2 separate regions of the Homo sapiens genome follow, and region 1 is linked to region 2. A link is a loop called in an ENCODE intact Hi-C map of the cell type or tissue named here. Cell type or tissue: OCI-LY7. All regions are shown on one strand. Links, peaks and the distances in the headings refer to the core of each region. The heading gives the core; the rest is flanking DNA. Region 1 holds the start of RASAL1 (RAS protein activator like 1). Region 2 holds the start of DTX1 (deltex E3 ubiquitin ligase 1).

What was found. A loop is a pair of places that touch in the nucleus more often than their neighbours do. Peaks named below come from ENCODE experiments on the same cell type or tissue, not always from the same donor. Only the 100,000 strongest peaks of a DNase experiment are listed, where the experiment ranks them.
Region 1: it touches region 2 in a loop (5-fold over the local background); 3 of 110 quality-filtered maps call a loop at or near these places.

The regions. Positions count from the first base shown.
Region 1 is chr12:113,127,600-113,142,371 of GRCh38, reverse strand. RASAL1 (RAS protein activator like 1) reads left to right here and starts at 6,611. Exons shown (of 21, transcript NM_001301202.2): 1 at 6,611-6,974; 2 at 11,431-11,487; 3 at 14,194-14,307; 4 at 14,499-14,560. The coding sequence starts at 6,910. RefSeq lists a silencer at 6,485-6,624. In OCI-LY7, for the core only: CTCF peaks have their summits at 6,283 and 6,501 (motif pointing right); DNase peaks (open chromatin) are centred at 6,071, 6,581, 7,481, 7,721 and 2 weaker places; H3K4me3 peaks cover 4,833 bases; H3K27ac peaks cover 6,394 bases.
Region 2 is chr12:113,042,492-113,057,263 of GRCh38, reverse strand. It overlaps DTX1 (deltex E3 ubiquitin ligase 1), which reads right to left and starts at 534. Exons shown (of 10, transcript NM_004416.3): 1 at 320-534. It also overlaps the pseudogene RPS15AP32. RefSeq lists an enhancer at 7,098-7,267 and a silencer at 8,336-8,455. In OCI-LY7, for the core only: CTCF peaks have their summits at 6,776, 6,976 (motif pointing right) and 8,456 (motif pointing left); DNase peaks (open chromatin) are centred at 4,743, 6,273, 7,013, 8,373 and 5 weaker places; H3K4me3 peaks cover 4,029 bases; H3K27ac peaks cover 7,022 bases.

The DNA.
Region 1 (14,772 bases), core at 3,155-11,154, 85 kb before region 2:
AAAATAATGTGACTGTTATCACATGAAGAGAGGCCGGGTTCCAGCCCTCCAGGGGAACTGAATTCTGTTTAGCCCGGTGTGCGTGTCGTGAGTCTTTCTTATGTGCCTAGCTGTGTGGGAGGCTCAACATGAATCAGACACTGTCCCTGACATTTAGAAGGTAAGAGAAGCATGTAAATTGCCACGAAATAAGGGAACAAGAGACCAAGGTCACACAGCGGTGCCTCTGGGGCCTGGGGTTGGGGGAGCATCTCTGCCTCCCCACTCCTCTGTAAGGGCTTCTCAGAGACTGTGGAAATACAAATAAAGGACAACTATTCCATTTATTTATGTATGGAGACGGGGTCTCACTACATTGCCCAGGCTGGTCTCAAACTCCTGGGCTCAAGAGATCTTCCTGCCTTAGCCTCTGGAGTAGCTGAGGCTACAGGTGTGTGCCACCACACCCAACGAATTTTTTATTTTTATTTTTTGTAGAGACAGGGTCTTGCTATGTTGCCCAGGCTGGTCTCAAACTCCTGGGCTCAAGCAATCCTCCTGCCTCAGCCTCACAAAGTGCTGGGATTAGAGGTGAGAGCCACTCACCTGTACTTGGGGCCGTGGGAGAGGCCACAAGTCTGGAGAGATCAGGGGTCTGGAAGCAGCCACCCCCTCTTGCCACATGGCCTGTGGAGCACATGGCTTGGGACAGTGGTTCCTTTAGAAGCCGGAGGGACCACGAATCCTTTTCTGATGATAAAAGAAGCACATGGGGTTGGGTGTGGTGGCTCACGCCTGTAACCCCAGCACTTTGGGAGGCCGAAGCAGGAGGGTCACCTGGGGTCAGGAGTTCAAGACCACCCTGGCCAACATGGTGAAACCCCGTCTCTACTAAAAATACAAAAATTACAATTTGGGAAGCCGAGGAGGGTGGATCACGGGGTCAGGAGATCGAGACCATCCTGGCTAACACGGTGAAACCCTGTCTCTACTAAAAATACAAAAAATTAGCCAAGCGTGGCAGTGGGCGCCTGTAGTCCCAGCTACTCAGGAGGTTGAGGCAGGAGTATGGCATGAACCCAGGAGTTGGAGGTTGCAGTGAGCCGAGATCCCGCCACTGCACTCCAGCCTGGGCGACAGAGCGAGACTCGGTCTCAAAAAAAAAAAACAAACAAACAAACCGAAACCAAAAACAAAAATTAGCCAGGTGTGTTGGCGGACCCCTGTAATCCCAGCTACTTGGGAGGCTGAGTCAGGAGAATTGCTTGAACCCAGGAGGCAGAGGCTGCAGTGAGCCGAGATTGCCCCACTGCACTCTGGCCTGGGCGACAGAGTGAAAGTCTGTCTCAACAACAACAAAAACAACAACACAAAAAATTAGCTGGGCGTGGTGGCACATGCCTATAATCCTAGCTACTTGGAAGGCTGAGGTGGGAGGATCACTTGAACCTGGAAGGCAGAGGTGCCACTCCACCTCCCTGTGAGCCAAGATCACTCCAGCCACCCAGGCTGCAACAGAGTGAGCCGAGATCGTGCCACTGCACTTTAGCCTGGGTGACAGAGCAAGGCTTCACCTCAAAAAAAAAAAAAAAAAAAAAAAAGTACATGCTATTTTGTGTAAGGAATCCCTCCAGCTCCAGCTGTACCCCCATGTCTGCTCCATCATCCTCGCATCGTTCTTTACTCTCTGGGAGTTTATTATTGAGCTGTGTTACTTTTGTCTGCTTTCCTATTTTACTGAGAGCCCCAGGAGAGCAGCGCGGGGCCATCTTATCCTTCACTTGAACCTCGCTATATCCCTACCATCTAGTACATTGTAGGTGCTCAATACACGTTTATTCAACAAAAGATCTTATATATTCATACACAGAATATTCTATGGCCTCAGACTCATACTGTGTATATGGTTGTATATACCTTTTCCTCACCATTTATGCTTTTTTAGTATTTTCTTGTCATTAAATCTTCCTTGAGAACATTTTTGAAAGAGCCATGCAGTATTCATTTACACTGATGCCTGTGCTTTACTTCCCCCCACCACCATCTCTTATAATCTTTATTAACCTATTGGGAGGACTTTTACTTATTTATTTATTTGTTTTTGAGAAAGTCTCGCTCTGTCACCCAGGCTGGAGTGCATTGGTGCAATCTCGGCTCACTGAAACCTATGTCTCCAAGGTTCAAGTAATTCTTGTGCCTTAGCCTTCCAAGTAGCTGGGATTACAGGCACATGCCACCACGCCTGGCTAATTTTTATATTTTTAGTAGAGACGGGGTTTCGCCATGTTGCCCAGGCTAGTCTCTGACTCCTGAGCTCAAGTGATCTGTCCCTCTCGGCCTCCCAAAATGCTGGGATTACAGGTGTGAGCCACCATGCCCAGCCTTATTTACTTATTTAATTAAAAAGAATTCTATAATAGAGATGAGGCCTCACTATGCTGCCCAGGCTGATCTCAAACTCCTGAGCTCAAGTGATCCTCCTGCCTCGGCCTCCCAAAATGCTAGGTTTACAGGTGTGAGCCACCACACCCAGCCTATTTATTTATTTTTAAGATACGGTGTCTTGCTATGTTGCCCAGGCTGGAGTGCAGTGATGCTATCATAGCTTACTGCAGCCTTGAACTCCTGGGCTCAAGCCATCCTCCTGCCTCAGCCTCCTGAGTAGCTGGGACTACAGGTGCAAGCCATCATACCTGGTTAATTTTAAAATTTTCTGTAGCAACGAGGTCTTGCTATGTTGCTCAGGCTGGTCTCAAACTCCTTGCCTCAGCGATCCTCCCACCTTGGCCTCCCAAAGTGTTGGGATTACAGGGGTAAGCCACCATGTCTGGCCCTGTAAAGGCCTTCTTGAGGGAAATGACTGATCGAGCAAAGGCAGTGTGTGTTGGGGGAGCAGATTGGGAGGATACGAGAAAAGTCTTAAGGGTGTTGAATTCAGGAACGGTGTCTAGAGAGCTATGTGACTGGGGATTCCTGTGCCCAGTAGTGTATTGGTAAACTGACTCTCAAAAACAAATGTAGCATTTGCCAGTTTCCATACTGTAAATCCTACCCTAGTCAATTTCAAGTTCCCATGTGATGTGGCTAAACATGGAGTTGGAAAGTTATGTGCACAGTCGAATCCAGTGCCGATGGGAGCGGGCTCCAGGACGCCCCCACCATGCCCAGGCCCGATTCCTCTTCTGGGATGAGGAGCCCTCTCTCCTCCATGCCTGTGAGCCCTCCCTGGGCCACAGGCCCAGCATCTCAGATCAAGTGGAGACTCAGCCAGTCCTGGTCAGAGGGCTCAGCATCTCAGATCAAGCAAAGACTCAGCCTGTCCTGGACAGAGGGCCCACAGGGGAGGCCGGAGCCCTGATCTTGGAAGCTGTCTATCAGATTTCTCAGCCAGGATGAAAATCCTCAGATTCCCCCAGCTCAGCGATCTGGAACTGCCCTGGCTACTGAAGTGTGGGCCTTCATCCATGTCTGGAATCTGGGGCTGGGCCTGCATTCTACCTGGGCAATGTCCCCAGGACCCAGCCTCAGAGCTAAGCCACCAAATGGGGCTCAGTATCAGGCACAGGACGTCCCACAATGGCCATGACATTTATTGAGTGCTTGTAGTATGCCAGGCTGTGCTAAACACCTGGCACTTATTTCTTTTCCAGCCTCATGCTCATCCTAGAGGTGGATTCTATTAGTATCCCCACTTTACAGATGAAGAAACTGAGGCACTGAGAGAGTAACTCACTTGCCCAAGAACACTTGGCTTGGAAGTACAGGTGCCAGGGTTCAATCCTAGGTCAGCCTGATGCTAAACCCTCTTCTGGTAAACCCTGAGCTCAGCATTTCTTCCCACTTAAGTCTTTATGAAACACCTGCTGTGTGTATCGCATGGGTATTGCAAGAGATGGTTATGAATTTACCTTTAAGGAGCTTGGGGTTGGGGTTTGGCCATTTCTTGAGCACCTACTATGTGCCAGGAATGATGCTAAGTGCCTTACGCTGCCCTCGAGATTAACTCTCATAATAACCCTGGGAGAATCACCAGCCTGCCCTCTCCCTGCCTAGCTGGATGGTCCCGCGCAGGTCACACACTCTCTCTGGTCTGCCTTTTCCGCTTCGGTCCCTTGGCATGGACTGCCCTAGGCAACCTCCAACTCCCTGCTAGTTTCAGGTCAGAGATTCTCAGAACAACAGGAAATGGCCGGGCCATGTGCAAAGTTTGGGGACTGTGGCCATTGCCCCAGGCAAATTTTGGGGTCACCCTCCAGATATTGGACAGGTAACAGCGCTGGCTTGCTGGAGGCCCAGCTGGCACAGTCTATATCCTTGGTATTTCCCCGTGGGGAGCTGGGGAAGGGTGTTTGGGTATATGACTTCCTGCTTAGCTCTGGAAGATGGGCCAAGATGGCTGCGTGGCAGTTTGGCTGGCATCCCATGGGGGCTGGAGGAACAGGCCCCTTAGGTTCCATCATCAGGGGGTTCCAAAAGGGGTCCTGGGGGTCTGGAGGCCTGTCTGCGGTCTTTGCAGGCTCACAGAAGAAAAAGGCTCAAACAGTAGCTTCCACTAAATGTGTGTGGTGGGGGGCGGTGTGGGGCGGGGGGCAGGATTCCCGTCTTAAAGCTTCAGTTACATAGCAAATACCTTAAGTACCATTCCCCCCACCACCTTAGGTGGTATATTTTCTTTGGAGAGAATCTGGGGTAACTGATAAAGATCACAGTGGGCCAGGCATGGTGGCTCACGCCTATAATCCCAGCACTTTGGGAGGCTGAGGTGGGTGGATTGCTTGAGATCAGGAGTTCAAGACCAGCCTGGCCAACATGGTGATATAAAAATACAAACTATAAAAATCTACTAAAAATACAAAAATTAACCGGGCATAGTAGTGGGTGCCTGTAGTCCCAGCTACTCAGGAGGCTGAAGCAGGAGAATCACTTGAACCCAGGAGTGGAAGTTGCAGTGAGCCAAGATCGAGCCCTGCCCTCCAGCTGGGCAAAAAAAAAAAAAAAAATCACAGTGGGATGACTCCTTTGGGGCTATTACTGTTCTGGATCTAACCCTGGATTACCCCTCATGCCCCGCTGAGGATGTTGCAATACTTCTAAGCCTTGGAGCCTGTTCTGCTAGGTCCATTTCCCAGATGGGATTAACTGAGACCCCATCTCTGGTGGGTCAGAGACTCACCAGGCAGCCACCAGCTGGGGAAGGAATTCCAGGGCTCTGAGTTCCTCATCAGCCTGTCTGGGTTGCTGGGTGGGGAGTCAAGAAGGGAGACTGGGAAGCAGACCATTGGGCTGCTGACGGATCCAGGAAGGGCACTCCTGGTCTCACCGGTCTGGGCGTTGGCTCCCGCACTCAGTCTGCAGGGGCACTCCCATTGGTGCCTGGCCTTTCTAAGAGGTCTTGGGCAGGTCAACAATGAATTCACAGGGAGAAATAAGTGTGCGAACGGATCTGTTCTGGGACAGGCCCTGCCTGTCATATTATCTCATTTAAAATCAGAAAAATGTACAAACCTGGAGCCACTGGAGCAGAGAGAAAGGAAAGAAAATCTCTACCGGAGTGGAAGGGCATCCTGGAAGCCTTCCCAGGAGAGGTGACGCGTGGCCCACGCCTCAAAGGACAACAATCAGAATATCAAACACTTTCTGGACGTGTATTAGGTACTTGTCACTGTCCTGAGACTTTTATCTTCATTAACTCTTTTAATTCTTTCAAAATCCTGTGACTGAAATGCAATGTCATCCTCACTCAACAGATGAGAAAACCAAACCAAAGCACAGAGAGGTTGAATGGCTTACCCAAGTCCAGACAGCTACCAAATGGCAGAGCCAGGATTCGAACCCCTGGAAGGCAAATCAGTTACTGACTGTGAGACCTCTGCCAAGTTATTTAATCCCTCTGAACCTCAGTTTCTTTATCCATAAACTGCGGATAATGGGGTAACAGTGGAGTAGTGTGTAGTGCACATCTGGAGACAAAAATGAGCTAATCCCAGTAAAGCGCTTAGAACAGTGCCTGGCACCCATGAAGTGTTCAAACAACTGTAGATGACTTTTTATCATCGCTGTAGTGGTTATCTTCAAGCCTTCCCCTCCCCCATCTGGCCGCGGCTTCCTCCCCCGCAGTGCCAGCCCGTGACGTTAGAGCAGAGTCTGGGTTCTGTGTTTAACTGGAAACTAGAACGAGATGGAAGGGGATGTTCAAGGCCCCTCCCTTGACTCTGAACGGACCCCCAGGGAACATGCGACCCTCTCTCTGGCGACGCCTCCCACCCACCACTAATACTTGCTCCTGGACCGGGGGGCGCGGAGGTTGGAGAGAGGAGGCAGGTGTCTGCATGGTAGGCAAGGAGGGGTGGGGGCGGAGAGGTGTGAATATGTTGGATGAGGGACAGGCGGGGGCACAGACCATGTCTTTTAAGCCCAATGCCAACTCACCAGGAGCCAGCGGCCACGCCCATCAGGACGGGGGCCCCTCCCCACCTGGCGGTGCACCCTTGTCTCCGCCGCCCGTGCGCTCTGGCGCGCATGACTGGGGTGCCGGTAGAGGGCGCGCGAGGGGGCCCGGGGTCAGGTGGGGGACCCCATTGGAGGCGGGATTGTGGGGAGGTCCCTGGGCCGCCCCTCCCGCCCCCTGCCCGCCCAGCCTGCTTGTCTGGAGCTCCAGACGCCTCGGCAAGAGCCCGCTGCGCCCCCTGCGCGCTCCTCCTGCTCGGAGCACGGCTCCTACCTGTAGAGTCCGGACGGGCGCTCCCTCCCCGGGCACCTACACCTTCTCCTCTTTCGGAAATCTCCCATCCAGCTACCCGGGTCTCGGACAGGCGGCACTGGGACCACGAGGCAGGGAGCCAGGCTTGAAGCAGGTGACATGTAGACGTCCCCTGGTCCAGCCTCGGAACCTGAGCGCCCTTCTGCCTGGAAAGTTTGTGGCTAGGCGCCATGGCCAAGAGCAGCTCCCTGAATGTTCGCGTGGTGGAGGGCCGCGCGCTGCCTGCCAAGGACGTGTGAGTACTCCTCGGGCGCTTCTGGGTGAGGGGCGCGCAAGGCCTGGGGTGGGGCCGACGTCGCCCTTTCCGCGTGCCAGGGCGGGTTGGCAGGAGGGCGAGGGGTTCTTGTCCAAGACTGGTCTTGGGGCAGTTCCGCTTTAAAGGGGCGAGAGGCCGCATGCCCATGGCTGTCCCGGTGGGAGGGGGGCGCCTAGAGTTAGCAGATGCCCCGCCTCACCCCCGGGCAGGGGAGGGGGTGTCTTTGTTCCCGGGATGTACTAAAGGGGGTCGTCCAGAGCTGAAGAGGGGATTAGAGGGCCATATTCTGTCAGATCTGGGAGGGGAGAAAGCGGGGGGTCTCTTCCTTAGTCCAGGCAGATGTTGGAGGTGGCTCCTCCAGGCGTGGGTGGGGGCCTAGCAAGGGAACCCTGGGGAGGACCCTTGGAGAGGGCCTGGGATCAGATGAGCCCTAACATCCTGTGTGGATCTGGTGCTTAGGTTTGCAGAGTGTCACCAGGTGGCCCTCCAGGGTCCTTTTGACCCCAAGCCCTGAGCTCCCCAGTCTTGTGGCTCCCAGCCTCGTGTGGGCCTTCCCCGGGTGCTGAGCTGCTTGAAGAGCCAATTCCTTGCTGCGACCCCCTCCCCAGCCAGGTGCAATGGGACTGGGGGACCCTACGGCTCCCTTCACTACTAGTCCCAAGCTATGCTTCCCCCAGGGCTGAGTCAGCAGCTGCTGAATCAGCAGAATATGGGGGGCGGGTTCCCCCTCCTGCTTGGCATAGTGCCCAGAAGGGGCTCTGAGGGCCTTAGCACCTGCGACAGGTGTGGGATCCTCTGGAGGACATTTGTTGTGTGACCTTGAACCTGCTTCTCTCTGGGCCTTGGTTTCCCATTTGGGCAATGAGAGCTCTGGACCGGAGTCCCCATCTGGTTGCCTGGGGTCTCCCATCCAGCTGGGAGGGTGGAGGACCTGTTAGGAGTTCCCCTGTGGCCCAGGTGAGCAGGAGCATGGATTGGGAGCCTTCACCTGTGTCAAGATTCAGTCTTAGCTCTGTGCTGATTCCCCAAGGTGTGGGCTCCCAGAGAGGACTTTCCTGCCTGATTTTATGACATTCCCAACCCCCAAAACACTGCAGCTGCGTCAAGGGGGCAGCTGTTGAGAGCAATTTTTGCCACCCTTCATCCTCATTGGCTACTCCAAATATACACACCCTGAATGAGAAGCAGAGTGTGTGCTCTGACAGTTCAGTGGCTGGACAAGCCCCCCCACCAGACTCTTTCTAAGATGTCCCCTCAGAGGCCCTGGGAATGAGACGGCCTACACTGTTAGGGCATTGAGGCCAGGCTGGATGCCTGGCAGCTGCTAGGTGGTGAAAGGAGTTCTTTCCAGAAACGGGGTTCTCACTCACTGAGCTCTGGCCCCTCCACCAGCCCTGGGTGAGAGGTCATGAGGGGGCGATGGGTGTCACCCCTGCACCTGGACACTGGCTTACGGTAACCTGCTGCTCTTCTGGAGAAGGGACTTGAGTCATGCCTGGTTCCTGCAGCTCTTGGCCAAACTTCCTGCCCCCAATTCCTGGGCCAGTGAGCTATGAAATAGGTCATGCCCTAGAGCAAGGGTGGGGAGGAGTCACTTAGCCCCAGCTGGCAGGGGGGGTTCTGGCCACCCTGCCTCAGTTTCCCTAGCTGTCAGCACCCTTCTTCAAAGGGGCTCTTCCTGGAGGCTGCTGGGAGCTCCATGCCATGGGAGCCCTTAGGTGGGGTGTGTTCTTTCCCTCTTCTCCTAAGGGAAAGGGCCCAGATTCTGCCTAAAGCATTGCCAGGTTTGAGGGGGGTCCATTCTGGCCCGGGAGGAGGCCTCTTCAGGTAATTTTAGAGTTTTTACTATTAGAAATAGTAGCAGTCAGTCACTGAGGGCTTAGTATGGACAGGCCCTGTGCTTAACACTTCATATAGTTCTATTGGCGTCTCTTATTTTACAAATGGGGAAACTGAGGACCAGAGAGGCAGTCACTTGCCTAAGGTCACCCAGCTGCGATTTGAACTCTGACTACTCCATGCCCAAACCAGACTGGGCAGGCAATGGCTGAGGGGCCTGCTTTCCCAAGACTGAGCTGAGTCAGGGGCCGTGGGAGAGGCCACAAGTCTGGAGAGATCAGGGGTCTGGAAGCAGCCACCCCCTCTTGCCACCGTTGCCCTCCCTGATAGGAGTCTGATAAGGCCCTCATGCGTCAGAGCCCTGCAGCTGACTAGTGCTGAGCTCGGCTCCCAGGAGGGCCTGGAGGTCAGGCTGGGTCTGCAGGAGGGGGTGTGTCTCCCAGCCCTCGGCTAGTGGGATCCCAGCCCATCTGACCCCACATCTGTAGTTGGGGAAACTGAGGGGTGGGAGCCTGCATAAAGGAAGCTTAGGGGTGGAGAACCCAGGGAAGGAAACTGAGACACAGGACATTACCAGCCACAGGAGTCTGAAGGTGAAGCCCAGATGGGGAAACTGAGGCTCCAATGGATTTGGGATGGAGCCAGAAGAGGAAACTGAGGCTTGGGGCACTCCACAGAAGGGGATTCAGATGTAGGATCCACAGAGGATCACGAAGACACTGTCTGTCTAAAGTGTTCAGGGATAGAAGCCAGGTAGGGAAATGGAGGCATTGGAGTGTCCAGCCAGAGGGGGATGAGGGAAGGAGTCCAGAGAGGGAAACCGAGGCACAGGGAAGGGCTCATCCAGCAAGATAGGTTCAGGTTGGAGGCAACTCTTAGCGCCAATGTCCCTCTTTCCTGGCATCCCAGAGGCATTTGTGGATCTATACAAACTGGAGAGACAGAAGGTGGCAGAGATCAAGGGAGTGGTGCTGGGGCATCGAGGGAGAGGGCCATTTGAATAGGTAGAGGGGGCATTGGTTTCAGAACATGAGTGTGAGCCCACAAACCTGGGTCCCAGTCCTATCTCCACTGTTACTCCGTGCTCCAGAGAGAGCACTCCATAAACCCAGTCATTCAGAAATAGCTCTAGAGGGCCAAATGCATGCCAGATGTGGGGGCCAGGGGTGGGGAAGTGGGGGACACAGACTCTCCCCAGGGAGTTCACAGTTTGGAAGTGGCAGGGAGGTGGGGAGACAATACTAAACGCATAGAGAAATAAGGGAGGCCGGCTGTGGTGGCTCACGCCTGTAATCCCAACACTTTGGGAGGCCGAGGCGGGTGGATTACTGGAGGCCAGGAGTTGGAGTCCAGCCTGGCCAGCATGGTGAAACCCTGTCTCTACTAAAAATGCAAAAAATTAGCCAGGTGTGGTGGTGTGTGCCTGTAATCCCAGCTACTCAGGAGGCTGAGGCAGGAGAATCGCTTGAACTTGGGAGGCAGAGATTGCAGTGAACCAAGATCGCGCCACTGCACTCCAGCCTGGGTGATACGGTGAGACTCTGTCTCAAAAAAAAAAAAAAAAAAAAAGAAGAAGAAGAAGAAGAAAGAAGATGATTTTAGGTGGAGGTCATTTTAGATAGGACAGTGGTGGCCAGGGACAGCCTCTCAAGGAGGTGACTTTGGACTGAGACTTGAATGGCAGGAAGGAGCCAGCCATGGCAGTATCAGGGCTAAAGTGTCTTAGGCAAAGGGAACAGCAGGTGCAAAGGCCCTGAGGCTGGCCTGGGGCCTGATGAAAGACAAAGAAGCCCTGTATGATGGGATGGAGGAGGAAGTGAGGGACCTGTTAGACAGCTTGGGATTTGCTGGTGACTGTTATTATGAAGGGGGGATGCAGCTGGCCTGAATTGGCAGATGACTCATAGCTACTTAAGGGGGTGCAGCACATCTTAAGAGATTTCGAGGGTTGATTTTGAAGCCTGGGTTCCCTGGTCTTTGCCTGTAGGGAGGGTCTGCTGAGTCTGTCCCCATGGAGGGCTGAGGAATGGGGAGTCCCCTTCCCAGGGAAGCTCCCATTGAAATGAAAAGCTGGGGACACAGCATTAAAGCCCCTGCAGGGGAGAGCTGGGGGCCAGACCATGATCCGGCCCAGCATTTGAGTTCCTCCAGCCCCCTAGGAGGTGTATGTGAGCATCACACCTGATTTATAGAGCAGAGAAACTGAGGCCCAGAGAGGGAAGGGGACTCTCTGGGATGGCACAGCCAGAGGGTGGTGAAGCCAGGCATTCAAGACCCCCCCACCCCCCCCACACACGCTCTGGGCCTCTGCTTTGGGCTTTTCGAGGCCAGGACTCAGAACCTGCTGGCCTCAGGCCTCCCTGTTCTATTTCTATGGGTGGAAGCCCAGAGTGCACAGATGTGGTGGCCTGGGCAGCTGTGACATCTCCTGCTGGTCCCCTAAGGTTCTACTTCTGAGCTGGACTTGCTGTGTGACCCTGGGCAAGTCCCCTTCTCTGTCTGTGCCTCCGACTCCCCTGCCTGTGTCATGACTGGGACCCTCCACTCATGGCTGCCCTCTCAACCTGCTTCCTCCCTGAACTCCCTCCTTCTGCAGGTCTGGGAGCAGCGACCCCTACTGCCTAGTGAAAGTGGACGACGAGGTGGTGGCCAGGTGAGGGGTGGCGACACGGGGGAGAGGAGGAAGGGAGGGGTCTCTTTCTAGACCTGGGGAATCTGGGACCAAGAATTCACATTTAAAGGAGTGCTTACCCTGAGGGGGACTCGCGGGCCTGCAGGTGGGTGATTTGTGTCCAGCTGGGACTGCCAGCTCCTCTCCCCGACCAGCCCTGCCTTCCCCCTCTGGACCTAATGCTGTCCCTGCTGGCTCCCTGGGGCTGACTCAGCGCTGCCAGCCTGTGCCTCCTACAGTGGCCTCCCTGGGGGCGGGCATCTCACGCTTGGCTGGACTGGTTGGTTCCGGGCCTGCCGGGTGCTGCGGGCACTGGGGATGTCTGTGCGCGTGGGCATGTGCATGTGTGTCTGTGTGTGCACCCGCCCAGCTGGGCCTGCTTGTGAGTTGCAGGGGGTGGGGGATGTTGCGGGGCTAGTGTGAGTGCCTGTGACCACGTGTGTATGTCCTCGTGGCTGTGCAGGGCACAGGCTCACGTGTGTGTACCAGTGTAGGGTGCATGTACATGCACGTGCACATGGCTGCCCTGCACATGCATGTGAACACCAATGCCAGCTGATTTGGTCACAAAGGCACCGGTGTGGACACATGTGAAGGTGTGAGGATGTTTGGGGTGTCAGTGAGTCTCGCAGGGGGATATCAGGCTGCGCCCTGCTTGGCTCCCACCCCCGCAGGCCGAGGGACAGCTCTCAGCCCCTGGAGGCCTGATGGGGGTGGGTGGGCTGGTGGGTGGCTGAGGCCTTGGTTCCTATGGAGACGGCAGGATTCAGGATGCTCCTATTCTGGTCCAGATGGGCTCAGAGCTGGGGGTGGGGAGCCTGCCTGGGGGAGGGGTCAGCTGTAGCTCCCCCCTCCACTGACTCCCCTCCACTGTCCTCCCAGTGCTCATGCTGGCCCCTTGATACATTCCCTGACACCACCCCAAACCCACAGATTGATTTTCTGTGTGACCCCAGGCTGCTGTCTCTCCCTCTCTGGGCTGTAAGAAGCCTTTCAGCTCAGGAGCTGGGGAATGTTCAGAAGACCTTTGGCTGGGAAAAGGTCAGGTTGGGGGAAGAGGGTATTTGGGAGGAAGCACTGGGGGTCCATCTGAGGTTGGTGCCGCTGGGCTGGAGGAAGAAGGCGGGGTGTGTGTGTGTGTGTGCGCGCACGCGCGCATATGTGCACTCTTTCTTAGGGCACAGTGTGGTGAAAGGAGGGAGGAAGGGAGCAACAGGTATGAGAACCAAACTTTGCATCCACAAATGTGGGTGTGTCTTTACCGGGCAAGTAGAATCTGTTCTCTGCTGGGTAAAGGGAAGTACCCCTGCAGGGATGTCAGGGCAGAGATGCTGTGTGTGTGCACCTGTTTCTGGGCTTATCTTGGTCCCCATCCTTCCTGTGCCTTCCTCCTGCTCACTGTGTGCTTCAAAGCCCCGAGTGCTCTGTCCCCTGCTCACCTCCTGTCTCCTGGCCCCTCTCCCTCCCCCATTCCCACCAGGCACCTTCCTATTCCTTCAGCTCACGAAACTCATTCCTGCTACAGGGCCTTTGCCCATGCTGTTCCAGCCTTCTGGAATACTTGTCCTTGTCCTCATTGTCTCTCCCCACTTTGCCTGACTAGCTCCTACAGGAAGCCTTCCCTAATCCCCTCCGACCCTACCCCCACGACCCAACCAGGGGCGATTGAGCTAACCCCAATCCCAGGACTTCTCCCACCATGTCCTAATTGCTGGGAGAGAGCGCCTGCTTGTGGAAGGGGGGTCTGTGGGGTAAGCAGCCCTGACACCTGTTCCTCTGATCCCTGGAGCCCAGCACAGGCTGGGCCCATAGTCCAAGTGAATGTTTATGGAGTAAACGAATGAACAAATGAATGAATGGAATTGTGTGTGTGTGTGTGTGTGTGTGTGTGTGTCAGTGACTGTGTGTTTGTATGACTGTGTGTGTGTCTCTATGTGTACCTGCCTTGTATCATTGTAAGTGTGTGAGAGTGTGTCTCTGGATCTCTGAGTGTGTCTCTGTGTTCCCGACATATGTCTATTTTCATATGTTTTCATATGTGTCTGTTTTCTATGTGTCTATCTGCATGTGTCTGGTGTCTGGATTTCCAAACACAAAGGTACATGTTTTTAGGACTTTCTGAGGGTGCATATGTGTATCTGCTTATGTGTAAATGTGTCTCTGTCTCTGGCCTCCTTGGTGTATCTGTGAGCAACTCTGTCTCAGTGTGAATCCGTGTGTGTGTATCTGCACATATGTTTCTGTTGGTTGCTATGCATGTCTGTTGGTCTCTGTGTATCTGGGACCTTAGATGTGTATTGGGGCCCTGTATGTGGGTGTGTAGGATCATGTGTGTGTTTTGTGTATGTGCCTCTGTGTGTGTGTGTGTGTGTGTGTTGAGATCTCTGGTGTATGTCTGATACTCTGGGTATGTGAGTGTTGGGGTCTGTGTGTGTTTCTATGCCTGGATTCATACATGCTCCAGTGTCCCTGGGTGAGTACATATCTAGGATCTTGGAGTGGCTGTCCTTGGGTGTGTGTGTGTGTCTGGGCCTCTAACTGGGTTCATGTGGGGGGTCTCTGAGTGTGTGTGTGTCTGGATTCCCGTGTGTGTGTGTGTGTGTGTGTGTGTGTGTGTGTGTCTGGGTCTCCAGGTGTCTGCCTCCTGTGTGGCCCGAGGACCCCAGCCCCCTGCACCTCCTTTTGCAGGACAGCTACTGTCTGGAGGAGCCTGGGCCCCTTCTGGGGGGAGGAGTACACGGTGCACCTGCCTCTGGATTTCCACCAGCTGGCCTTCTACGTGCTGGATGAGGACACTGTCGGGTTTGTGGTTGGGGAAAGTGGAATGTGTGGGTTAGGGACCCAAGCCTGGGCACCTGAGGGGAGAGGGGATGTGGGTCCACAGCCCACGAGGGTGTGCCCTCCCACCCAGACCTTGACACCTGCCCCCACTTCTCTTGGGGCGGGGCAAAGGGGCCCCTGACTCAGACCTTCACGTGCCCGCCTTCCTGCAGGCACGACGACATCATCGGCAAGATCTCGCTGAGCAGGGAGGCGATTACAGCCGACCCCCGAGGTGGGCGAGGGACATGGGCAGAGGGAGGAGGGGGCCATGCCCAGGGTGGGCATTTGCAGGGGCATAGCACATGGCACGGTGAAGCACAGAGCCTTCAGTGGAAACTTATTTCTCTTGTTGCTTTTGTCTTTACTTTTTGTTTGCTTTTAATTGTTGTTGTTAGAGATGAGGTCTTGCTCTGTCACCCAGGCTGGAGTGCGGTGGTGCTATCA
Region 2 (14,772 bases), core at 2,683-10,682:
GCGGTTTTCCGAGACTCTCCGCCTGGGGGGCGCCCTCCTTGGCTCCCGGAGCCTTCCCTTCCCCCGGGGCCCTCGCCCTGCCGGGGGGATGCCGGGTGCGCTGGGGTGCGCCGGGAAGCACGGGGATGCGCGGCGCTGCAGGCGCGGCCCAGGGCCCCTCGGGGGTCGCGTCGCGGAGGGGGCGAAGCCAGGAGCTGGATCGTCTCTGCCTCCCGCCCTGGGGGTAACAGCCCCGCTTCCCCAGCCCAGACGTCCCCGAGCCGCTCGCGGGCCCCCAGCGGGAGCCGGGGGTGGGGTCCCTAAGCACCCGCGTTCTCACCGCCTCTCTTCGTCTCCGGCTCCGGCTCCGGCTCGCGCTCCAGCACCGCCGCCTCCTGGGCTCCCCCCGGAGTGGGAGGGAGCCGCGGTCCCGCCTCCGCGCCCGTTCCCTCCCAGGCCCCTCGGCCGCCGCGCCGAGCTTTCCGCGCGTGGACAGACTGCCCGGCCGACGGACGGACGCAGGAGCCGGCTGGCGGCCGCCGGGATCTCGCGGGTGGGAGGAGGCCTCGGCCGTGCTCCGGGAGGGAGAGGGGAGGGGGCGGAGGAGGAGGAAGGGGAGGAGACAGATCTCGGCCCTGAGCGCCACCGGCGCTGACACGCGAGTCTCGGGGCGCCCCAAATCCTCGGCCAGGCCCTCCCGAGACCCCAAGGGGCCTTCTGACCCCAAGCAGAGCGTGAGGCAGGGAGTGGGATGTTTAGGAGTCACCGGCTTGAATCTTTGTCATCTTTATTTCCAGTCTCCCAGTCCAGGGCCTGGCACTGAATAGGTGCTCAATAAATGCTTGAATGAATGAATAAGATCCAGAGACTGTCTAAAGAAAGATCTTGAAGCATTCAGAGCTAGCCTCCTTTCCTCCTCTAACTATTCCTGGGGGTGGGAGGGTGCTGACAAGGCCTGATTCAGACTCAGTTGGAACCGTGGAATCTGAAGAGTACAGATGAGGAGACTGAAGCCAGAGAGAGTAAGAGCCAGGCCCAGGATCACAAAAGCTTAGAGCGATGCCCAGACACCAACCCCGATCTGAATCTCCTGCCAGTACCCAGTTCCCAGCCCTGAGCCCACTTCCCCCAAAGCACCCACCTGCTCCAGGTGAGAGGGGTGGGACCAGGGGAGGGGACCCTGGCCAGGAGGTGAGATCCTGGAGGAAGAGAAGGGCAGGCCCTCTGCCATGTCATTCACAGCCACCTGCAAACAACTGGTGCTCAATAAATGGTGGGTGAGCATTGGTTGGATGGAAGGGAAGGCTGGAAATGGCAGCGGCTCAAGTGTTAACGGGATGGCCAGTCCCCCTGTCCTCCAGCAAGCTGGATGCGGCTGAGACACACATTGGCTGGGAGGGGGGTGGACCACCTGGGGCCTGGGGGTGTTTAGATTGGGGAAGATGAAGGATGCGTCCGGGAACTCCAGCCTGGGTGGCTGACGGGGGTCAGTGGCCTGTTTGGGCGCCTGCCCAGAGCAGCCCACGCCTGCCTCCCCGGGGCAGATGGGGATACACTAGGCAGGGTCAGGGGCAGGCTGCTCAGGGGTGCTTTCCCAGAATCCAGCTCTGGCTCTCCGGCCAGCTGGAGGGACCTCCCCTCCCCAGGCCCCTGCTCTGACCTGCAGCCCAGTGTTGGATGGGCTTTTTCAGATTGGGTCAATGATTCTGCTTGCTTTCACCTGCTGTAGACTAAAGAGAGAGGCTTTGCATAGGGCAGGGCCAAGTCTGACGATACTCCCACAGGATCACTGAGTTCTGGGATTTTAGCCTAGGGTCCCTGGATGGCCTTCTGGGGTCCATGAAGTCCCCCTCTCCCATTACAGGCAAACTTGTGTGTCTAGGCATTGTGTGTCTTGTATGTCTGGGAAGAAGGGCTCTGGCTGTCAGCAGATTCTTCTCACAGGAGACTGTGACTGAACGGATTCAGAGCAGGTGCTCAACCAGCTTATGTTGTAGAAGGATCTGGGGATCCCACAGTGGAGAAGAGATTGGCTCAAGGTCGCATGGTGATTTAGCAGCAAATTGGAAAGAAGAACTCGTGTCTCTGGACTTCCTGTCGAATGCTATTTAAGGTCTGATTAAATGTCACCTCCTCCAGGAAGCCTTTCCTGAATTCACCCCATCTTCCTCTGTGTTCCTTTGCCCATACCTTGACATGACACCCTGTATCACAATTAGCCTCTTAAATGAAATCTGTCCCTGCTAGAGTGAGATAGCCATCATATTCATCTTGGTGTGGTGTGGCTGGTGCCCCATTACATAAGGGTGTCATTTACTGAGTGCCTATTATGTGCCAGGCACTTAAATAATACTTACTACTCTTCATAACTGCCCCACAAGGAAGGTAATGTTGTCCTCATTTTACACAAGGAAACAAAAAACCTCCTGAAGCTCAGAAAGGCTAAGTAGCTTACCCAAGTTCCCACAAGGAGTAAGTGGCAGAGCTAGGGTCTGAGTCCCAAATGCTTTTGCACCTCCCATAGCACCATGCTGCCTCTGTGTTTGTTGAGTGACTACTGGATGGCACCCAGCTGAGGATCTGGTGCAGAGTGGCCCTTAATGGCCCCTCTCAACTGGGTTTGGAACATCTGGGAATGCAACACTCTGCTCCCAGGGAACTTGGGGAGAAAAGAATTCCAAGGAGAGGGAAGGAATTTGGCCACCAAGGAGCCCACAATTCATGGGAGGGATGGCTCAGATACCAATGGGGAAGTCAATAGGACAAAAGCAAAAGCAATCAATCATGAACTGTTTTTTTTTTTTTGGTCCATTGAGGCATTTTATTCATATGAATTTATTACATCCCTAGAAAAACAATCCCAGGATTTTCCCTCCTGTGTATTTTTGTCTTGCTTCCTTGCAATCCCTGATACCAGCTGAGGTTGTCAGGACAATGAAACCAAAGGGGATAGGGGTACCATTTTTCTAGATCTTTGAGTTGCACATCAAACTGGGGCTTGTCACTGTACACTTGTTTAACCTGCCTGTGAGGTCCACAGTGATTTTTCTAGCTCTGTGATTATTGATGATTGCAAATTCACTGATGTAAACTAAACTTCATCATCACACTTAGAAACTAGATGATGATTTTGGAACACAACCTAAAACAACCTGGTATTTGCTTCTCTTCTCAGCATGTTGATGCTATTGAGAACACTGGCCAGGACGTTCACATGCACCATTATAGCAGCTCAGAAAGATGGCAGAAAGAGACCAACTCATTTTTTTTGTTCTGCCATCCACCATCCACTTATCCATCCACCCGTCTATCCATTCATCTATCCACCCATCCTCCATCCATCCATTCCACCCATCCATCCACCCACCCACCCACCCACCCACCCATCCATCCAGTCATTCACCCATCCACCCACTCATCCATCATCCATTCATCCATACACCCACCCACCCATCATCCATCCATCAATCCATCTATCCATTTATTCATCCATTCATCTATACATTCATGTATGAAATTTCCCACCTTCCTTGCTTCCCTTCCTCCATCTCTCCCTTCCTTCCTTCCTTCCTCTTTTTATTTTTATTTTTTTAAGATGGAATCTTGCTCTGTCACCAGGCTGGAGCACAGTGGCGCAATCTCAGCTCACTGAAACCTCTGACTCCCTGGTTCAAGTGATTCTCCTGCCTCAGCCTCCCAAGTAGCTGCAATTAGAGGCACGTGCCACCACGCCCAGCTAATTTTTATATTTTTAGTAGAGATGGGGTTTCACCATGTTGGCCAGGATGGTCTTGATCTCCTGACCTCATGATCCACCTGCCTTGGCCTCCCGAAGTGCTGGGATTACAGGCATGAGTCACCGCACCCGGCCCCTTCCTTCCTCTTATCCACTTATTCATCCATCCATCCATCCATCCATTCATCCAAAAAATACCAGATGCCCTCCTATGTGCCAGGCACTGGGCTACGTGCTGAGATAGAGAGCTGACACCAGCAGCATGGTCCCTGCCCTCCTGGGTCTCAGAGTCTAGTGAGGAAGTCGGACATGAATCAAGAATCACACAAAGTCTAATTCCAAACTTTTGCAAAGACTATGAGGGAAAAGTACAGGATATCGTGAGGACATCTAACAGGGGTCTTATCAGGTCTAAGGAATCAGGGAGGGCTTTTCAGAGGAGTTGATGTTTCAGCCACTCCCTGAAGGATTCATAGGTCTTAATGTGGCTGAGTGGGGTAGGAGGGGGAATGATTAAATCAGAGGAAACAGGGATGTGCAAAGGCCCAGAGGTGGGAAAGCGCTTGGTGTGTTAAAGCAACAGAAAGGAGACCAAGTAACCACTGAGAAAGAAGAGGGGTGAGCCTGGGGCCAGAAGAGGCAGAGCTACCATGCAGGGCCTTATAAGACCCAGTGTGGGTTTGCAATTTTATTCTAAGAGTCATGGGAATTACTAAAAATTTGATGTGATTTGATTTGTGTTGGAAAGAGCCTGGAATTAACTAGACTTTATTGAGTACCTACTGTATGTCCAGCCCTGGTCTAGGTACAGGAGAGTCTGGAAGGGGACACAAAACAAGATGAGTAACACTGAAGACCGTATTAGGGGCATGTGCATTAGGGTATGAGCCCTGGGAGACACATGCCACCCCTGTCCCCAGCCTGTGGAGCCGAGTGAGTTAGGCTTTTTTGAGCCCTTCTCTCCAGCCCTCTACATTCTTCTGTGCAGACCAGCTGTGACCTCCCCTTCAGCAGTTGAGAAAAAGTTTAAGTGGAAAACAGGAAACAGAGTGAGAAGGACTGTTTGGGTGTCTCTGGGGACTGAAATGGGGCCCCTGGAAGTCAGAGTGTTCCTTGGGCCTGTAGGACACTGGTGGGGTGCGAGTGGTGAAAGGTCTTTTGCTGCCTGCTGAGAATGGGCAGTAGAATTGGAGAAGCCTCAGAAGGGTGACATCCACAGCCGGCTTTGCTTAGCGAGGAGGGTCTGCAGGCCCAAGGTTAAGGTGGGCACTGCTCTCGTGGCCATGTGTGCAGGTCATGGTTCCTGGGAGCAGTGTCTCCCCATCACCAGGCAGAGGCTGGTTCCAGGTGAGCACAGATTCATCCCAGGGTCTTGCTCTGAAATTCACATACAGCCGGAGTTGAAAGCAGCTTGAGCATCTATGGGCGAGATGGTGAGATGAACGCCCTCCCCACCCCAGAGCACTGGGTCCCACCCTGGATTCATGTGAGAATCTCCTGCAGAGTGCATACAAATTACCCATGTCCAAGCCCCACCCTCAGAAACTGATGTAGTTGGCTGGGGGGTCCAGGTATTTGTAGGCTTTGGCCAATGGTTCTTTCCCTGGATTTAAGGGATTAAAACTGAGAGATGGTTGTCAACCTGTCTCTAGGTAGTTGGGCTAATCATATGTGATATTGCGAGCTTTTAGGGCCCATTTAGAGCCATCCATTTATTCATCTAATCAGATGATGTTTACTGAGCACCTGCTATGTGCCAGATACCATTCTAGGCACTGAAGATACAATGATGAATAAAAGACATAAAACGCTTGCTCTCCTAGAAGCTGACCTTCTAGGTGGCAGGAGAGAAAAAGTAAATAAATGCACAAATATAGAGTGCATCTTGTAATGTAAGTGCAGTGGAGAAAAATTAAGCCCTCTTAGACATTACTGGTGGGGACGTGACTTGGTGCAACCATGTTGGAAAACAGCCCGGCTTTATCTCTGATAGTTAAGCACATATACACCCCATGGTCCAGCAATTCTACTCTGGAGTATGGACCTTGGAGAAATTCTTGCCCATTCACAGCAGGAGTCCCATAGAAGGATGTTTATAGCAGCTCTGTTCACAGTGGTCAAAGCTGGGAAATAACCCAAATGCCCATCTGGAGAGAACAAATGAATAAATTATGGTTTAATTCCCACGATGAAATATTACGCAGCACTCAATACGAAGGAACTATACAGCCACACGCCGTAATATGGATGGATCTTTGAAATAGAATATTCAATGAAAAATGTCCTGTTACATAAACATGATTCCCTTTTTATAAAGTCAACGGCAACTAAAATTATGGGCACACATATGCGATAATAAACTGTATGAAGGGAAACAAGGGAAGAATAAATACAGGATTTAGGATGAGGATTAAGAGGGCAACGTGGCGCCACAGGTTGGGGGGCCATATGGTAAGATGTAAATCACTGTCAAGATCCTAGCTTTTGTTTGGGTAGTGGTTTCACAGGTGTTTATTACATTCTTCTTCTTTTTCAAGAGACAGGGTCTCGCTCGATCGCTCAGGTTTCAGTGCAGTGGTGCGATCACAGCACTCTGCAGCCTCCAGTTCCTGGGCTCAAGCAATTCTCCTGCCTCAGCTGGGGCTACGGAAATGTACCACCATACTTAATTATTTCATTTTATTTTTGTAGAGACAAGGTCTCCCTTTGTTGCCCAGGCTGGTCTTGAACTCCTGGGCTCAAGTGATCCTCCTGCCTTGGCCTCCCAAAGTGCCGGGATTACAGGTGTGAGCCACTGTGCCCAGCCATTCTTAAAATTAACCAGTTAATTAAAAGCTGATGAGAGCATTATTAACCCCCTTTTTTGTGGACCAAGATTAAAGAAATAAGCGAGTAAGCAGGGAGGGGCTAGATCATCCAGATCGTGCTCAGGGTGGAGATATGATTGCCGTTTTTTCTGTTTTTGAGACAGGGTCTTGCTCTGTTGCCCAGGCTGGAGTGCAGAGGCACAATCACAACTCACTGCAGCCTCAACCTCACTTGCTCAATTGACCCTTCCATCTCAGCCTCCCAAGTAGCTAGGACTACAGGTGTGCACCACCACACCTGGCTAATTTTTGTATATTTTGTAGAGACGGGGTTTGGCCATGTTGTCCAGACTGGGGTTGCAACTTTAATCAGCTTGTCAGGGAAGGTACTACCCAGGTGACATCTGAGCCATGACTTGAAGGAGAGTAGCGAATAAGGGGAGATCTGAGGAAGAGGGTACTGGGTAGAGGGCACAGCAGGTACGAAGGCCGCTAGGTGGCAGGGTGCTTGACATGCTGTAGGAATGGCAGGGAGGTCAGTGGGCTGGAGGAAGTGAGTGCAGCCATGTGAGAAGCAGGCGTAGGGAGGGAGAGAGATGGAGACACGGGGGAGAAGAGAGGGAGAATGTTTCCTGCGTTTCCCAAGGGGTTCTTCCCAGCGACTGGCTATTCAACTTTTCCTTAGGTTCCATGAGGCACCCCAGTTTCCTTGAGGTGGTTTAATGGGGTTTCTATTACTTGTAAGCCAGTGAGTCCTACCTGGTGAAATCACTGGCCCTGTGGCCAGAAGATCATGGTGTGAGTTTCTTCAAGAAAGATTTCTTAAGAGAAACTGCAAACTGGAGGGTTGGTGCTCGCACAGCAGAAGCCCCTGGGAGATGGAAGGGGACCCAGGCGGCATCGGCTAAGGGGTATGGAATAGCAGTTAGCCCATTCATGGAGTGATTTCTAGGTACAGGGATTTTATTACACTCTTCTTTTCTTTTGAGACAGGGTCTCGCTCTGTCACTCAGACTGGAGTGCAGTGGCATGATCTCAGCTCACTGCAACTTCCTCCACCCAGGTTCAAGTGATTCTCTTGCCTCAGCCTCCCAAGTAGCTGGGATTACAGGCATGAGCCACCATGCCTGGCTAATTTTTGTATGTTTAGTAGAGACAGGGTTTCACCATGTTGGCCAGGCTGTTCTCAAACTCCTGACCTTAAGTGATCCACCTCGGCATCCCAAAGTGCTGGGATTACAACCCTGAGCCACCTTATTATGCTCTTTTAATCCTCCCAACAACTCTGACAGGCATTATTACAGATTTTACAGGTGGGGAAACTGAGGCAGTAGAGGTTGTGGCATACACAGTGAGTATTTGAGCCTGAAAACCCCAGGTCTGGCTGACCTCGGAGCTCTTGCACCTGGGATATGAGGTGTCTGATCTATTTCCATTGTGGTGTCCCTTTGTCTTTGGGGACCACAGTTTCTCTCCTTTATAGTGTGGGTGGGTGGGTCCTTGCCTCCTGTCCTCTCTTCCCCAGCTCCTGGGCCATCGAGAAGGCCTATGAGCAGCCAGGCGAAGTGGGAACACTCAATCTGGAATTCGCTGTGTCTCCAACGTGGAGAGAAGGAACCCAGAGAAAGAACGGGGTTTAGAGTTAGTGTGGCCTGGGGTGTGGTGGAAGTTTAGTGTGGCTAGGGGACTAAGAGAGGGAGTTGGGGGGAGGTGTGTTTGTGTGTGTGTGTGTGTGTGTGTGTGTGTGTGTGTTGCTTATGCAGAGCTGGTTCATTTGGGGAAGGGTGGGGGGAGCAGAAAAGAGAGAGGAACCCTAGACCTTTTCCTCCCTGTACAAATCAACCGCCTGAGTCCAGCAGGCAGGGCCGGGAAATGAAATGGGAGCGTGTGTATAGAACGCCCCCTAGTGGTCTATTTTGGTCCCTCGTTCTAATGCTGGAGACATTTCCAGATAATTTATTTTTAATTTTTTTGTTGCAGTAAACATGCATACCATAAAATTTACCATCTCAATTCTATCTAAGCTAAGTGTTAAGCATATACACATTGTCTTACAACCGATTTCTGTACTTTTTCATCTTGCAAAACTGAAACTGTACCCTTTAAACAAGAATTTTCCCATTTTCCCCTCCCTCCAGGCTGTAGCACCCACTGTTCTACTTTCTGTCTCTAAGAACTTGACTAGTCCAGTACCTCCTATAAGTGGAAGCATGCAGTGTTTGCCTTTTTGTGCCTGGCTTATTTCACTGAGCGTAATGTCCTCAAGGTTTCCCCATGTTGTAGCTGTGTCGGGATTCTCTTCCTATTTAGGGCGAAGCATATTCCACTGTAGGTATAGACCACATTTTGTTATCTATTTGTTATCTGTTCATCTGTCAGTGGACCCTTGAGTTGCTTCTACCTGTTGGTCATTGTGAATAGAGCTGTTATGAGTATGGGTGTACAAATATCTCTTCCAGACTTTGTTGTCACTTCTTTTGGGTGTATCCCCAGAAGCGAGATTGCTGGATCATATGTGCTAGACTGAACTCCCCGCTCCCCTTTTCATATGTTGAAGCCCTCACCTGCAATGTGACTGTATTTGGAGATAGGGCTTTTAGGAGGTAATTAAGATCATAAGGGGCTGGGCGCTGTGGCTCACGCCTGTAATCTCAGCACTTTGGGAGGCAGAGATGGATAGATCACTTGAGGTCAGGATTCGAGACCAGGCTGGACCAACATGGTGAAACCTCGTCTCTACTAAAAATACAAAAATTAGCCAGGTGTGGTGGCACGCTCCTGTAGTGCCAGCTTCTCCGGAGGCTGAGGCAAGAGAATCCCTTGAACCCTGGAGAGAGAGGTTGCAGTGAGCCAAGATCGCGCCACTGCACTCCAGCCTGGGTGACAGAGTGAGACTCCTTTTCAAAAGAAAAAAAAATCAAAAGGGGTCATAAGGATGGAGTACTAACTTGATAAAAATGGGTAGCCTTATAAGAAGAGGAGAGACAGGGATCTCTCTTTCTCCTTCCCTGTGCATACAGGCAATGAGGAATGGCTGTGTGAGGGAGTATCAAGAAGACAGCAGCCTGTAAGCCAGGGATGGGGGTCTCACAAGAACCAGACCATGCTGGCACCCTGATCCCAAACTTCCAGCCTCCAGAACTGTCGGAAGTAAATTTCTGTTGTTTAAGCCACCAGTCTATGATATTTTCTTTTCTCTTTTCTTTTCTTTTCTTTCTTTCTTTCTTTCTTTCTTTCTTTCTTTCTTTCTTTCTTTCTTTCTTTCTCTCTCTGTCCTTCTTTCTCCTTCCTTCCTTCCTTCCTTCCTTCCTTCCTTCCTTCCTTCCTCCCTCCCTCCCTCCCTCCCTCTCTCTCTTTCTTTCTTTATTTTTTGACAGCCTTGCTTTGTCTCCCAGGCTGGAGTGAAGTGGTGCAACCTTGGTTCACTGCAACCTCCACCCCCCGGGTTCAAGCGATTCTCCTACCTCAGCCTATCAGGTAGCTGGGACTACGGGTGCACGCCAACACGCCCGGCTAATTTTTTGTATTTTTAGTAGAGATAGGGTTTTGCCATGTTGGCCAGGCTGGTCTTGAACTCCTCACCTCAGGTGATCCACTCACCTTGGCCCCCCAAAGTGCCGGGATTACAGGTGTGAGCCACCACACCCGGCCTGATATTTTCTTATGGCAGCCAGAGTGAATACAATATAGTAATTCTATTTTTAATTTTTGAGGAACTGTCATACTGTTCCCAGAGCATTTTACAGGCCCACCGAGAGTACACAGGGTTCCAATGTTTCTACATCCTCACCAACACTTGTTATTTTCTTTCTTTTCTTTTATTAAAATAATAGTAGCCATCTGAGTGGGTTTTCCAGGTAGTTTTTCTCCCAGCCACCAATGAGGCCTCCTGTGTGCCCAACACCAGGCTGAATATGTCACATGCCCAGTGGTTAGTATCATTCCCATTTTACAGATAAGGACACTGTGGTTTGATGGGACAAGTAACTAACTCAGTGTCACCAATGAGTAAGTGCTGCATGCATCACTGGCTCCAAGTTGGATTTCTTGACTCTAAAGTCAAGAATCCTAATGGAAATCCTATTAATCTTGGTGATGATGGTGGTGATGATGACAAGTAGCAATTACAGAGCATTACTCCTGTGACTGGCACTGTCCCCAGCTCCTTACAGACATTTTAATGGATTTAATCCATAACAACCCTATGTGATGTCTACTATTAAGTTCTTCATTTTACAGATGAGGAAACCGAGACATGGAAAACTCAATTTGTTTGTTCAAAGTCATATGGCAACTAAATGGTACAACCAGGATTCTAACCCAATATCCTATTCTGCCTTCCTATGGGCACTGATGGCTAAAGAAAATCCTACCTACCAAAATCTAAATTCCCCCAAAGTAAAAATGAGGGCGACAACCTTTGCTTCAGTGAAAGCATCACCGCCATAATTCTCCTGGCTAAAGGGCTTCATCCTCATGCTGTTTTTGTTGAGGATGTTTTAGTTGAGTTTGAGAGAGCCTCAGATTGACCTGAGATGAACTCTGGGACCCTAGGAGTCAGTGTGTAACCCTGGTCTCCTACGGAAAGCCCCAAATCAAGTTTGAACCCTGGCTCCTTTCCTTTTTTTTTTTTTTTTTGTTAAAAATTTTATTTTAAATTAATTTGGGAGCTTATAGAGAACTTACAAAGAGTACAATAAATTCTTTATACCTTTCACCTGGATTCCTCAAATGTTAACCTTATATTTGATTTCTTCCTCTTCCTCCTCCTCCCCCTTCTCCTCCTCCTCTTCTTCCTCCTCCTCTTCTTCTTCCTCCTCCTCCTGCTTCTTTTCTCTCTCTCTCTCTGTATACACACACACACACACACACACACACACAAACACAATACATGGATATATAAAATTTTCTGAAACATTTGAGGATGAACTGCATACACTATACCACTATACCCCCTAGTGCTTCAATATATGTATTCCCTAATATAAGGAAATTCTTTTACCTGACCACAGTACAATGATCACAATCAGGTAATCAAAATACAATGACCTAATCTATAGCTGTTATTTGTATTTTGCCAATTGTCCCAATAGTGTCCTTTATTGATAGCAAAATAAATAAATAAAAAATCCAGGATCATGCCTAGCACATAGATGGTGCTAGACCATCTATCTCAACCAACATGCCTGTCGAGGCAGAGGCATAAGTGAGCCCAGCTAAGACTGGCACACCTGCTTGGCTGACCTGTAGATTTATGAGAGATAATACCTGGTTGTTGCCTTTAGTCACTTAGTTTTGGGGTGGCTTTTCAAGCAGCAATAGAAATGATAGAGCAGGTGCACTAACCAGGATGCTTGGGCTGCAAATAACAGAAAACCCAACTTAGAGAGGCTTAGACCATGAGGACACTCTTATTCTTCATGAGGAGTCCTTAGGTCAGGAGCATCCCCCCGCCATCCCATCCCAAAGCCATTATATGGGTCAGGGTTTTCCAGAGAATCAGAACCAATAAAATGTGTATCTCTCTCTCTCTGTAGCTTCCTTCCTTCCTTCCTTCTTCCTCCTTTCTTCTTTCCTTTCTCCCTCCCTTGCTTCCTCCATTCTTTCCTTTCTTCCTCTTTCCCCTTTCCTTCTTTCCTTCCTCCCTCCTTCCCCCACTCCCCCTCCTCCTTCCTTTTCCCCCCTCCATCCTTCCCTCCCTCCCTTCCCTTCCCTTCCTTCCTCCCTCCCTCCTTCCCTCCTTCTTTCCTTTCTTTTTCCCACACTCCCTCCCTTCCCTTCCTTTCCTTCCTTCCTCCCTCCCTCCTTCCCTCCTTCTTTCCTTCTTTTCTTTTTCCCACACTCCCTCCCTTCCCTTCCCTTCCCTTCCCTTCCCTTCCCTTCCCTTCCATTCCCTTCTCTTCCCTCCCTTTCTTCCTTCCTTCCTTTCTCCCTCCCTCTCTCCCTCCCTCCTCTCTAGGAATTGAATTACATGATTTCAGAGGCTGGCAAGTCCAAATCTGCAGGACAGGCTGGAGACCCAGGGAAGAGCTGATGCTTCAGCTTGAGTCATAAGCAGTCTGGAGAGATAATTTCTTCTCCCTGCGGGGACCTTGGTCTTTTTCTCCTAAGGCTTTAACTCATTGGCTGAACCCACCCATGCTATGGAGGATAATCGCTGTACTCAAACTCTACTGTTTCATATCTAAAAATACCTTTACACCAACGTCTAGACTGATGATTACCAAACATCTGGGCCCTACAGCCTATCCGAGTTGACTTTTAAAACTAACCATCCCAGCCATCAAAGTTCTTCTGCTTTCCATCCCTGACATGTTGATATTTCAGAATTAGCATTGTCATCTCAAGGTCACAAGATGGCTGCTGAAGCTCCAGAAATCACAACCTCAAACAGCAGCATCCAGAGCAAAAGGGAAGAAGGAAGATTGAAAAGGTCTTTTCGTTTCCTGACCCATCTCTCTCTCTCTCTCTCTCTCTCTCTTTCTCTTTAGAGACAGGGCCTCATTCTGTTGTCCATGCTGGAGTACAGTGGCATCATTATAGCTCACTGCAGCCTCCAGTTCCTAGGTTCAAGCGATCCTCCTGTCTCAGCCTCCCAAGTAGCTGGGACCTACAGGCATGCACCGTCACATCCAGCTAATTAATTTTTTTGTTTGTTTGTAGAGATGGGGTGTGGCTATATTGCTCAGGCTGGTCTGGAACTTCTGGCCTCAAGCAATCCTCCTGCCTTGACCTCCCAAAGCGTTGGGATTACAGGTATAAGCCTGGCTGCATCTCTCTCTTAATAGAAAGACAGTCTTCCTAGAATCTCTTAGCAGAATTCTCTTTATGTTTAATTGGCCAGACTGGGTCACATGTCCCTCCTGACCGTGCACTGGCAAGGAGGCACAGGATGCCAGGATTGGCTTAGACCAAGCAAGACATCCCCTGGGACTGGGTGGAATTTGGGGGGCAAGGTAAAAAGGAGGAATGACTGCTAGGTAGGCAACCAACAGTGTTGGTGCATAATTAATGCTGTTTAAATATTTGGGGAGGGAGCAAATGGACGCCTGAACCTTAGTAGAGATGAAGGTCCCATAGAGGAAGGCACTCGTGGAGGGTTGACTTGGGTCTTCTTAGTGTCAGGCTAATGGTTGGTTTGCCCAGCGCCCTTGAAGATGAACAGGCTATCTGGGGGACTTCACCTTATTAGGTAGGTGGGGTGACCCAGTGGCAGTGGAGGAAGTGGCCGTCACCAGCTGCTGTCCTCTGGGTTGTGACAATCTGATCCTGTCTCACGGCCTCCCAGCCTGGCCTCCAGCCAAGTGGCTGACACCTGGCCAGCCATCTGTCGTCCACCTAGAAGCTAAGTCTGCAGGGGGACACCACAGAGGACACACCAGTAGATTTCCCAGCATGGCGCGGGTGGGGGAAGAGAGGAAGCAGGGAGGGCTCTTCGTCCCAAAGCTAACACCCAGAAAGAGGTCAAGGATATGCGGAAATGGACTTAAAAATTCAATTCTCTTTTATAGCACACTTTCCAAACCTTTACATATTTATTAACTTGTTTAAGTCTCCCCACAGGCAAGGGAGGCAGGGACCACTCTCCTCATTTTTTTCTTCTTTTTTCTTTTTTTTTTTGAGATAGAGTCTTGCTCTGTCACCCAGGCTGGAGTGCAGTGGCGCAGTTTTGGCTCACTGCAATCTCTGCCTCCTGAGTTCAAGCGATTCTCCTGCTTCAGCCTCCTGAGTAACTGGCGTTACAGGCACATGCCACCACGCCTGGCTAATTTTGTATTTTTAGTAGAGATGGGGTTTCACCATGTTGGCCAGGCTGGTTTTGAACTCCTGGTCTTAAGTGATCCACCCGCCATGGCCTCCCAAAGTGCTGGGATTACAGGTTTGAGCCACCGCGCATGGCCAACTCTCCTCATTTTATAGCCAGGCAATGGAGGTGAGAAAGTCAAAAGGCCTTGCCCAAGGTCACCACATGAGTCTCGTCTTGCCGATGGAACACATGACCAAACCTTGCAGCTTAGAACAGCACAGGTGTGTTACCCCACATTTCCGGAGGCCAGAAGCCCTAAAGTCAAGGTGCTGGGTTCATTCTGGAGGGTTCGGGGGGAATCCTTTTCCTTGCCTTCTTCCAGCTCCTAGAGGCTGCTCCAGTTCCCTTATTCCTTGGCGCAGGGCCCCACCTTCATCTTCACAGCCAGCAGCACCCTCCAGTCCCTTTCCCTGCTTCCGCTGTCACTTTTTTCTTCACTCTGA